Linked DNA regions of Mus musculus: region 1 is linked to region 2. The links are chromatin contacts, found by Hi-C or POLR2A ChIA-PET in ENCODE. All regions are on one chromosome and are shown on one strand. The core of a region is the stretch at or near the end of the contact, and the rest is flanking DNA. Distances in the headings are between cores, read along the strand shown.

What was found. A loop is a pair of places that touch in the nucleus more often than their neighbours do. ChIA-PET counts read pairs that join two places held with the same protein, here RNA polymerase II (POLR2A).
Region 1: a loop to region 2 is called in a map of heart, with 7 times the contacts of the local background. The contact joins the promoter of Pmpcb here to the promoter of Napepld in region 2. A Hi-C loop is called at or near these places in 9 of 37 maps with a recorded cell type or tissue (gastrocnemius, heart and left cerebral cortex). POLR2A ChIA-PET finds 5 or more read pairs at or near these places in 4 of 5 experiments (Patski and embryonic stem cell).

Annotation. Positions count from the first base shown.
Region 1 is chr5:21,733,968-21,739,869 of GRCm38, forward strand. Pmpcb (peptidase (mitochondrial processing) beta) reads left to right here and starts at 3,193. Exons shown (of 13, transcript NM_028431.2): 1 at 3,193-3,309; 2 at 4,902-5,042. The coding sequence starts at 3,211. RefSeq lists an enhancer at 1-465.
Region 2 is chr5:21,697,684-21,704,359 of GRCm38, forward strand. It overlaps Napepld (N-acyl phosphatidylethanolamine phospholipase D), which reads right to left and starts at 3,713. Exons shown (of 5, transcript NM_178728.6): 1 at 3,522-3,713.

The sequences.
Region 1 (5,902 bases), core at 1,943-4,442, 36 kb after region 2:
CCACAGTAAGTCTCAGAGGCTGAAAATATTCTAGGTCTACCTTAGATTGTATGGAGGCTAGAAGCTTCCAGGACTAGCCCTAGGTTGGCAGACTGAAGCCGTAGGCCTCACAGATAACAATTATCTCAGACAAATAAGTCACAATTTACAGGAAGGAGAGAAGCAATTAATGAGACACATTCACCACCACCTCCCCAAACCAGTAAACAAATGTAATTAAAAAATAGGGCACAGTCTAGGTCCCAAAGGATATCCAAACTATTAAAAAAAATCAAAAGAGCTCACTGAAACTCAGCGGACTACAGGGCAATGGCAGCAGACAGGCACAGCAAGAGAAACCACAGAAACTGGAGAAGCACACAGAGACTTAGCATAAAGCATACAGCTCGAGGTGATGGGGATGTGTGTGGGGGGGTTACAAACGCGAGGTGATGGGGGGGGGGTTACAGCAAAGCCCAAGGAAACCCACAGCTTGAAAAACTAAAAATGAACAAATTCCTTGATGTTTGTGACCTGCCAAAATTAGAAGCTGGGGTTTGGGGGGGAGGTGGCAGGGGAGGGGGGAGGTGGTGGGGGAGGGCGTTTCTAAACAATTTAAGCACATCCACAATGAGCAAGGTCATGGCAGTCATAGCCTTTAGCAAAGGCAAGCTCATCCTACATAGATTTTCTGCTGCATTCTACCAGCTTCTTACAAGAGAGGGAAAGTCCTTGTGCCTTACACTAGTCAATAAAACAGAGAACGAGAAGGAACACTGTTAGACGCCCTACAGGAGCATTCTCCTGAGGCCAAACTGGCTAAGGACAAAACAACAACAAAAATGAGAGAAAAAAATCCTCAGATACATAGATATAAAGTTTCCAAGAGGATCATGGCAAATTCACCAACAGGCTAAACCATGGGGTACCATGACTAAACTGGTGTCATCCCATGGATACAAGGATGGCTTAAATCAGTAAACATATACCTTGTAAAGGCAATATGATGGAAACCACACAACCTTGTCAGTAGATGCAGAAATTCCTTCACGATCCTCCTAGGAACAGAAGGCGCATACTCCAACATAATAAAGACTATAATACAGTCAGTAAGCCTAGAGCTAACATTATACTAAACAGAGAAAAACTGAAAGCATTTCCCTTAAAATCAGAAACGGGGGGCAGGGCCATGGCTCCGTAGTGAACATATTTACTGTACAAATGGAGGGTGGGCAGGGAATCCTCAGAGCAAACCGGCTGGAGAGACGAGCCGTATCAGTGAGCTCAGGTTGAGTGAGAGATTCTGACTCCATGAACAAGGTAGGAGAGTGGTCAAGGATAACTCCCAGCGTTAGCTTGGGACCTTCTCATGTAACGTGCGCGCGCGCGCGCGCGCGTGCACACACACACCACACACACACACCAAACACACGCATTCACGGGTGGTCCTTCCCACCAAAAATATGCACGACACATACATTCAAAAATGGAAAAAGATTTTAAAAGTACAAATGACCAACAAATATTTGAACAAAAAAATGCTCACGACCCACGGCTTTCAGAGAAATGCAAATTCAAACTATGTTGAGATTCCATTTTTTCTAGTTTTTGTTTTGTTTTGTTTTTACTGTCACTGTGATAAAATAACCTGCAGTTCCAGAGGGCTTCCATCCATCCGTGATGGGGAAGGCAGGGCGACAGGAACAGGCGCTATCAAGCTGCATCACAGCTCAGAAACAGGGAGATCGGGAAGTGGGACCAGGCTATGAAACCTCCAGAGTCTGTGCCCAATGCCTTCTACTGTAAGGCTCTACTGCCTAAAGGTTCCACAACCTTCGCAAACAGCGCCGCCAGCTGGAGGGCAGTTGTCTAAACTTCTACACTTAGAATGGCTATCGATAAAATAGCAAGAAGTCAGAGTGGAAAGTCAGAGGCAGGAACCAAAGGTGACATGGAGTTCCTGGTTTGGACGTTTGACTGGTTGTCACCATTACAGCTACAAACTGACAATGAGGCGCCCAAGGGATTTTCCTGTCTTTTTGGCTTTTCGAGACAGGGTTTCTCTGTGTAGCCCTGGCTGTCCTGGAACTCACTTTGTAGACCAGGCTGGCCTTGAACTCTGAAATCCGCCTGCCTCTGCCTCCCGAGTGCTGGGATTAAAGGCGTGCGCCACCACGCCCGGCCCGGATTTTCCTGTCTTGTTGTTAAATGGTGAATAGTTAAAAGAGGAGGCTGGGTGGGAAAAGGATACCTGAACGATAATGTAAATTAGGTATTAGGCAACAAGGGGTCAAGTTAGACAGAACTCCAACTTCTAAAGTTACAGCGCACACTCTTTAGTGTTAAACAGCCTGTTAGGCAGCCAATACCTCAGTTCCCACTGTAAAATTAGCAAAGTAATAGTCGCTTCCTCACAGAAAAGAGCTTGCTAGGGGCTTGCAGGCAGCTCAGCGGGTAAAGTCACTTGCAGTGCAAGCCTGTCCACCTGAGTTCCACCCCCAGAATTCATGCAAAGGTAGAAGGGGCAACTGATTGCATAAAGTTGTCTTCTGACCTCCACAAGCTTGGAGTGGCATGCACCCACCCCCTCCCCATAATAAGTTAAATAAAAAGCTTTAATTTTAAAAAGTGCTTGCTATTTTCGTTAAGCCTCAAACCCTGGGACAATTGGCTAAAGTGGCTATTTGACAAATTTTAGTTTCATTAGAGTGTATGTGGATAAAGAGGCACCCAGGAACGGGTAAGAGCAGTTTGTTTTGGCAGAGCCCTAAGACGTGGAAGTAAATAACATTAAATCATGGTAACAGAATGTAAGATTATGTTTGTAAAGCGTCTGTCTTTTAGTAGCAATCTCGGCAAAGGTATTCCTATGGAATAGAATAAGCAACGCTATAAACATTAGAACAACGAAGACCAACATGATAGATCCTTCAATGTGTCTGTCCCTCCCGCACTGGATCTCTCTGATTAACTCCAACCGCCTGGGGATACATGTTCCGTTCACTTTGTCCCTTGTGTGTCTTGCACATCATTTCTACAGACCTGATTATTTGGAGCGAACTGGGGAGGGAGTCAAAGGGTGAAGGGATTGAGGGTTCTAAGCCCAGACACAGAATCAAAGGAATTTCAGAGACTGCAATTCCTGCTGCCGCCACAGGGTGGAGCCAGCCTCTAGTTCTGGGGCCTGGAGTCATGACCCGGAAGTACATCTCCACTTTCTCCACCGCAGAGATGGCGGCGGCCGCTCTATCCCGGACGCTGTTGCCAGAGGCCCGGCGGCGCCTGTGGGGATTTACACGAAGGCTTCCGCTTCGCCGCGCCGCTGCTCAGGTGAGTCTCGCTCCGCCGTGCCCCGGCGGCTCCCGGTGTGCTTTGGGCCGGGCCTCCGGATCCGCTATCCCGGGGCGCTGCGGCCGGGCGCAGAGGGGGCGGGGCGGCTGCTCCCCCTCCACGCCACCCGCGGGAGGTAAGAAAAGGAGCCGTGGACCCCCAAACCAGACAGCGCCATCCTCAGCCCATGGACACCCAAACCAGACAGCGTCAACCTCAGTTCATCCGAGTTTTATCCCAGCGTTTTCCTTATTTGAGAGTTGTCTTGCTCCAAAGGGATCTCTCTCTCTCTCTGTGTGTGTGTGTGTCTGTCTGTCTGTCTGTTAGTTTGCTATTACCAATGTTATTGTATGTCGGGCTGTTCTCTCTCGAGAAAAGGAAACTAGGACAAGCGCTTTATGAATTTGAAGTTGGGTTTGCTTTTGGTTTTGATATTTTGAGACATCGTTGTTACACAGGGTTTCTCTGTGTAACATCTCTGGCTGTCCTGGATCTTGCCCTGTAGATCGGGCTGGCCTCAGATCCGCCTGCCCCTACACAGTAGGGCACAGTCAGGTCATGGTGTATTATTTGATCAGGGAGCAGAAAGCCTTTGGGTCACAGAAGCAGGACAGTGCGGGCTCGTACACATTTCTTAAGTACCTGTGGCTGTGGCTGTGAAGAAACCACGACCATGGCAACTCTTATAAAGGAAGACACATTAGCTGGGGCTGCTTACAGTTCAGAGGTTTCGTCCATCATCATCAGAGCAGGAAGCATGGCAGAGTGCTGGCAGACGTGGTGGAGAAGGAGCCAAGAGTTCTACATCTGGGTTGGCAAGAGATAGACACAGACAGACAGACAGACAGATAATGGACCTGGCTTGAGCATTTTAAACCCTATAACCCACCCCAGTGGCACACTTCCTCCAACCTTCTAGTAGTCTCTCTCTCTGATGACTAAGTGTTCAAATCTGTGAGCCTCTGTGGTCCATTCCTATTCAAACCACCACTGTGTCTGGCGGTTAGGTCAGTCTCAGGTTTTTGGGTCAGGGTTTAGGAAATACGTTTTTCTCATTTCAATATGAAAACATGAAAAAGCTGCTGAAGCGTCTGTAGTCAAACCAGTTGGCCCGAGAGCCTCTGAAGCATCTGTCCTGTTTCTGTCTGTCCTTTGTGAACAGGAGCATCCCGTCTGTCTCACTTCTACACAGTCAGTTTTGTATTGTTATTTCAGTTTCTTGACTTTTTGTCCTTAGTGAATATGAAGCATCTGTAGGAGAGGTAGCTGAATCAGGGTGCTTGTTGAAGGGTAATGTGCTAACTGCTCCCGTTCTTGGAGAGAAAGGCATGTTCTCTCAAGTGTTGCCTGTTTGACAGAGCGGTTGGTTAAGGAACATTTCCTAGGCTACTGCTAGAGCCCAGTGGAACCAGAACTGGGACCTCATTCTCCGCGCTTTCTGCCAATGACACACACACACAGACACACATAGCAGATTACATCCACCCCGGGCTAGGAAAGTGGTTTTGGAATGAGTCTGTTTGAGGTTGTTTTGTTTGACACTGAACACCAGGACAGTAATGTTTTCTCTCTTTCCCTCCTCCTCCCGTCAGCCGTTGTACTTTGGAGGGGACCGACTAAGAAGCACACAGGCTGCCCCACAGGTTGTGCTGAATGTCCCCGAGACACAAGTGACATGTTTGGAAAATGGACTCAGAGTAGCTTCTGAAAACTCTGGGCTCTCAACGTGCACAGTAAGTCACTGCTACAGTCTTTTTTGTTTGTTTGTTTGTTTGTTTTGTTTTTTCAAGACAGGGTTTCTCTGTGTAGCCCTGGCTGTCCTGGAACTCACTCTGTAGACCAGGCTGGCCTCAAACTCAGAAATCCGCCTGCCTCTGCCTCCTGAGTGCTGGGACTAGAGGCGTGCGCCACCACTGCCCGGCTGGCTGCTACAGTCTTTAGTCGGCACCTTGTCTGGGAGGGAGCAGCCACAGCTGCAGCTCTCTGGTTGGCTGGGTTCTCCGAGCTTGAACCTTCCCTTCCAGGTGCACTTTGGTACCGAGTGCTTATGTCCTTCTCTCACTGCTGACATCTGCCTCTGACGGTCATGAGCCTGGCCACTTTCCCACGGCCGTCAGCAACACAAGCTCAGGGAGAGTCACGTGGCTATCTGAGGTTATAAAGCTTATGCTTGTATCTGAGCCTGACTTTCTGACAGTCCCTGATGTCTATTCCACAGTTATTAATTAGATGTGCTAAATGAGCTATGTTAAGAATTTGACTCTGATACTTGTTTTTGTTGTTGTTTTGTTTTGTTTTTTCAAGACAGGGTTTATTTGTATAGCCCTGGACTAGACTGGCCTCGAACTCTGAGGTTCTTGGATTAAAGGCATATAACACCACCACCTGGCTGAGTCTGATATTTGTAACAGCCTGCTGGAAATTAAGTTTCAGGTTATAGGAATGAACTGTCATTTCATTGTAGTCAAAGAGACATGGTCAGATTGGAAAACATTTTCCAGAAAAAGGAATGAGATGACCTTGTGTGTCCAGAAACTGAATTTTGTTTTTTTTATGGGACTGTGCATGTGAGTACAGGTACCCAGGAAGGGCG
Region 2 (6,676 bases), core at 2,463-4,962:
TGTAGGCCAAGGGTCTGATAAAGCAAGACAAACAAGTGAGCGGTTTAAAGGATCGCTGATGTCCTAACTTCATTCTTCTAACTGAGGAGGATTAGAAAATCACATGAGTATATCAGACATTTCCTATTTGGTCATTAGTTAGTGTCCCTTGGTATGGAAAGTTCCAACTATATATACACACAGAGCTCTCTCTTTAAGAGTAACGGGGTTGGTTGTTCAGCGTGCCAGGCAGAAGCCATGCTAGCTTCTGCCCTTTGCTTTTTCTCAGACAGTTTTGCTACATATCCCAAACTGGCCTGGAACCCTCTATGCAGCCCAGACCAGCCTCCTACTCACAATCCCTCACCTGTCTCTTTCACCGACATGCTGGAATTATGAGCATGCGTTCCCACACTCAGTACTATGAATTGTTTTTCAGTCAGGCTTTTGATTTATGCTGATCCATCTAAATCTAGTCCCATGACTCCACAGCCAATGATAATGGCTATCCCCAACTTTTTATCCAGTTTAAAGGTACAGTATATACTGCATTGGCAACCTATACTGTGTGATCTTGGCTTGCCTGCTTCATCTGTATAACATGAATCAGAGTTATTGCCTTAAAGTACCCAATGGCTAAAATCTCCCAGGTTCATGAATTCTTGTCTTTAATCCATGGAGTAGTATTAATAAAGTCAGGTACTTTAGATCAGCAAGATCAACTAAAAATAAACATCCAAAAATATCTTGAAAAAAAAAAGTGTAGCCAGGCGTGGTGGCGCACGCCTTTAATCCCAGCACTCAGGAGGCAGAGGCAGGCAGATTTCTGAGTTCAAGGCCAGCCTGGTCTACAAAGTGAGTTCCAGGACAGCCAGGGCTATACAGAGAAACCCTGTCTTGAAAAACCGAAAAACAAAACAAAACAAAAAAAGTGTAAGTTATAATACATCATTTAAGGTTAGTTGGCAGTAGAATGAGTATAACTATGTATGGACTGCTCCTGGAGCTAGCCAAGAACATACATAGCATGGTGTAAAAGTCAATTAGTTAAATAAAAACAGAATAAATGGTTACTAGGTTCAAAAGATGGGTCAAGTAAAGCAGTAAGTTATAGACATGTAGAATTCTTCAGGAATGTAGTCGTTAGAACGACGATTGCGGGCTGGTGAGATAGCTCGGCGGGTAAGAGCACTGACTGCTCTTCCGAAGGTCCTGAGTTCAAATCCCAGCAACCACATTGTGGCTCACAACCATCCGTAATGAGATCTGACGCCTTCTTCTGGTGTGTCTGAAGACAGCTACAGTGTACTTACATACAATAATAAATAAAATCTTTGGGCTGAAGTAGGCGGAGGTCCTGAGTTCAATTCCCAACAACCACATGATGGCTCACAGCCATCTGTACAGCATACAATGTATGCATATACATAAAATAAATAAATAATAAATCTTTAAAAAAAAAAAGACGATTGCTTCAACCTTGCAGTGGAAATCACTGGAACTGATTTTCATGCCAATGTTATACATGCCTAATAGTACTTCAATTAAACCACTTTTACTTGTATTTATTTTAATCTATAGTACCTACATAGACAGGGCGCTCCATGCAGCCACATTCTTACTCATATAGAATGAAAAGGAATGGGAGACCCCACTCTAGCTACAGCTATGCACCACTAAGAGAAACACACGCATACATGCACACACAAATACACATACGCACTCGTGCACACAGAAAACAAACTAAAGTGAAAATATAAACTAAATTTCCACAAAAATCCCTTTGGCTTTCTAAATACCTAAAAGAATATAAGACTTCTTTCAAACAAATAGGTAGGAGTGACTCAAAGAACTAAAGTATAACCAAAACCTTTTCCAATAAAACATCCCTGACCTTATGACAGAACCCTTACGTTAAAATGTCTTTAAACAGTCCCACTGAACAAACATTAGAAAACAGTTTTGCATAGGAGGCAACAAAATGAACCAGCCAGTACCCCTAGACCTCCCAGGGACTAAACCACCAACCAAAGAGATCAAATGGAGGGACCCATGACTCCAGCCACATATGCAGCAGAGGATGGCCTAGTTGGTCATCAATGGGAAGAGAGACTCTTGGTCCTGTGAAGGTTCTATGCTCCAGTGTAGGGGAATGTCAGGGCCAGGAAGCGGGAGTGGGTGGGTTGGGGAGCACGGGGAGGAGGGAGGAGATAGGGGGTTTTTGGAGGGGAAACCTGGAAAGGGGATAACATTTGAAATGTAAATAAATATCTAATAAAAATAAAAAATAAAAAATCATCAGTTTTGGAATCAGAATCTGTCTGATCGAGTTTGGAATTGTGGGTGGAAAAGGAAACATGATAAATACACTAGAGATGTTTGTCTCTTGGACACTTGCTATATAATTCGTGAAGGGATGAAGCCTGTAAAAATATTAACAAAATAAAATCTTTGAAAATTATGACTGTATTTCCAATTGACTTACACCCATTTCAAACCCTCGATTCCTCTTAGATTCTGATTTTAAATGCACATTTTTGCCCTAAATCTTTAACAGAGCTAACATTTCCTTACAACAAAAATCAAACTATTTTTTTTAATTAGACTGTTGTAAGATACAAGTAATCACCCTTTTAAAGATTATGTAACTTCTTTCTAAATCATGTTGTTACCACTAACTTCTACCCAATGTGACAAAACAGAACTGTTATACGTCCATCTGTTAATAAAGATGAAAATTATTTCTTAATTTAAGAGAAGTGTGTTGCAAAAGTGGCTTTCTGACTTCATGCTAAGCCAAAACCACCCATGCAAGTCACAGCATAACAACGTATAAACAGCCTACAGTAAGGGCAAAGCAAGAATCCCAGACTTTTTTTTTTTTATGTTGTTGACTTTTCTCAATCCCTTAATGTTTTCTGGGTCTGACTGTTAGTACACATTATCCAGGTTCCACTGGAGACCTTGAACGCATATTCACAACAACCGGGTTCATACCGCGCTCCTTGGGAAGAGGAGTCCATATGAACCGCCATCAAGAATAGCCGATCTAATGAGCAAACACAGTACAAAAGAAAGAAAAGGAAAAAGAAAAGAAAGAAAAAGGTCTATTGCCATCCTTCTCTAATCCCGCCTCGTACTTTTATTCATTCTGTGGTTAAATAAGTTACTCTTACTTTAAGAAAAACGGCAATAATGCTTTGGGGATGGATTTTTTTAGGACATAAATACTACACCGAAGCTGAAATAAGTTGCTCTGAGCAAGTTGTGGACCCCATTCATTTACATACAACCAAATGAAGATACACCCACTTGTATTCCTATCGTGGAGCTGTAACCAGGGAGTCTGCAGCAGGAAGGGTAGATCTTAAATCCCAAATACAGCTACTTCCCTCTGGGCGCCTAAAAACGCGGTGGCTCTTCACGTAAGCGGATCCAGAGATGCAAGCTCCGCAACTCCAGAGGTGCGGTAATTCAAAAGAAGCCTGCCACTCACAAGTGCATCTCCAGGAGGAGGCAGGGCTTGGGTGCTAGAAACCTACTCGAAACCCGCTGCACTTCACCGAGGTATCCGAACAGCCCCAGAAAGGCTGTTCCACGCAGATATCGAGACTAAGGAGCAAACCAACGAAAAGGAACCGCGGTCGCCGAACCGCCTCCCGCGAAGATCCAGGCTAACAGCAGGGAGGCTCACCCGCAGGCGCTCAGGTTCCCGGGAAGGCGGCGCGCTGTATGTGGGCGGGGCCATGCCGGTGGGCGGCGCTGGAAGGCGGGGGGCGGAGTTGGTTAGAGGGCGGGATGAAGCGAGGCTGCTGGACGGAGCGGAAGCTCGAGGGGCGGAGCCATCTTGCGAGGGTGGAGCGAAGGGGCGGGCTCACCTTGCGCGGAGCGCAGGCAGGCGCGCGCTGCGTCGCGTCTCCTCGCCTGAGGGCCTCGGCTCTGCGGGCCCAGCCGCTCTACGCCCTCCTCCCGCGTCTCTCCTCCCTCGGCCCGGCCACCCCAGCTCCGCTGAGGACACCAACAGCTGCACGCAGCGCCTCAGCACGCGCCGCCTCCCCATCTTTGGTGGCGGTCGTCTCTGACCATGCGGTCCCAGGCTGCAGCCGGGTCATACCGGGAGCCACCCCCTGCCTGGCCTTTACCAAGATGGCTGCCCCGGAGGACAGAGGCGCAGAGGCCTCGAGGCCATCTTGGTAAAGTCCGCGCAGCGAGCAGAACTGATACCGCAAAGCTCTCTGACCAGTTTGGCTCCCAGCCTTCCAGGTCACGTGAGCTCATTCCTTGACAGTTGCTAAACCCAGAAGAATCTGGTTGCCCAATGTGCCTGTCGTGGCCCACTATGTACAACAGCACTGACAGTCTTGACTAAAGAGCTCGGTTACAGACACTGATTATATATAGTGAGTACTGAGTATAAATGGCTCCACTACCTTGTGTACTCAGTTACATTTTAAATTATGTCAGCCTTCGGCATATAATGTTCTAAATGTCTGGCTTTTTGAAATCTCAGGATAAGATCAAAACATAAAATTACAATTCTGAAATTCTTAACTGGTTGAAATTATTTCAAGAGATAACTTGCAAAGTCATACAGAATTCAATGGTAAATAGATAGGCTGACAGTTTAAATACTCTTGAAGGTCTTTGTGAGATATATTCATAGACCAGAACTAAATAGATTGTGTCTGAGATTGTGTTAGCAAAAAGAAAAGAAAGACCAGGCATTAGTACAGATACGCTAGGAATATGCAAACCAAACTATAATGCATTTAGAAAGTGACTATAGCTATCTAATACTGCAGGACACTATCGATGTATACTTGATTTCCTCAGGGTAGTTTGCAGTTGTAACTGATTGTTTTCCTTTTGCTAGTTTTAAGTGTAAAACTAGCAAAAGTTTAAAGTTTATTCCTGATAGCTCTTTTGCGCCTGGGTGGGGCTGAATAATTCTCGACATGCATTAGCAAATTTTAAAAAAGAAGGGAAGACACACTTCAAATTCAACCCCAAAGGACAGACTGCTATTACTGCTTCGATTCCTAGCATCCTTGCTAGGGAACTTTAAACATGTCATTTCTTGCCCTTATTCCATCAGTCACTGTGAACACATTTTATATACACAAAAAATGGGTCTGCATTGTCATGCTGTTTGGATAAATTTCTGATACAATAATGCTTAAATCATTTGACTCTTCTAAGAAGAAATATTCTGGGTTTCACAACCACAATAGCATTTTCATACAAAAGTAAAAGGTTTAGTTTGACATGCCGCCATGTTCACAGAGTAGTTACCTCAGCACAAGATATGAGTCTATGAGTCAGAAAATGAAAATGGAGTGCCTCTTAGCATGGTGGAGAGAGGAGTCCTCAGGGAGCTAGTGTTTTAGATAAGCAAGGCCAGTGTGTGTCGGGAAGGATCACAGTATGCAGTAAGGTTTGTTTTCCCAACCCAGCAAACACTACAGAAGTTTCAGAACTATGGAAGAATTCGTTGTTTTCCCTAGAGAAACCAAAGGAAGCAAATCAGTACAACAAATTCTATCCTGCAGAGCAAACCCTCTCCAGTTTGTTCTCCTTCACTTAGGACAGAATGAACATTGCACCCTAAGCGTTTTACTCATGGTTTAATTTTAGACTCTGACCTGCTGAACTGAGTGAGTTTTATTTGCCTTTCCTATTTATGTCTCTCTTAGGAAGTGGAACACTCAGAACGTAAGGCTAACTCTTCGTTTTCTGAATTGCTCATTTTTAATAAAGATGAGTAAATTTACACAAGTCCCTAAAAGTAGCTAATGACCAATGTAATTTTTTTTCCTGAAGGCCAACACTAGAGAATTATTTCTAGAAGACTTTAATATCAGATCTGTATTTATGGAGCTACCAACTCAAAGATTTCCTAACTATTAAAAAATATAGGCAAGGGAAAAAAGAAATCTCAAAGTTGAGTGGGAAAGAGTTGCAGAATGGGGGAAGTGAATTTATTAAAAATATGTTGTATGAAATTCTCAAAGAATTAATAGAAAATTGTTTAAAATATGTAAAACACATGTATACTGCCAAGAGATGACAGGAAGATACTTAGACAACTAAATTCTAATCACTTTTTAAAATTAACTATCTTTGACGTGAGAAAATCTCCCTTCTACCTCCCAAGTACTTAGTCCCAATCCGCCACTGTAGTTGTACTGTTCTGTTCATCTAAAACAACGGGGGTAATTGATAAAGGAGGGGAGGGTGCTGATAACAGTGGCTAGTTGTTCTGTTTTGGACCATTAGTCAGCAACTATTGGCAAAAGCCCATAGTTTCCATTTGTTTCAAGGTTTTTTAAAGAACAGTTTCAACTCTCATAGAAATGCTGCTGCTTTTTATGGTGAAAAAGGAAAAAAAAAAAAAAAAGCACATGAAAATTCACTATCCTAATCACCTGAAATGCACAGTTCAAAAGTGTTGGGGATAGCAAGGGGACTCACCAGGCAAAGGTGCTTGCCATGCAAGCCTGCCAACATAATTCAGCCCCTGAAAGGCAAGAACCAATGACACAGTTCTCCACAAATACACTATGGCACACATGCCCATACACATATCATGCACACATCCAGTAATAATTATTTTTAAAGCATTGTTGAATGGCATTTACTGTGAGCACATACAGACTAGAATATAGCTTTCTTCCCTGCCAAGATCAGACTAGACCAA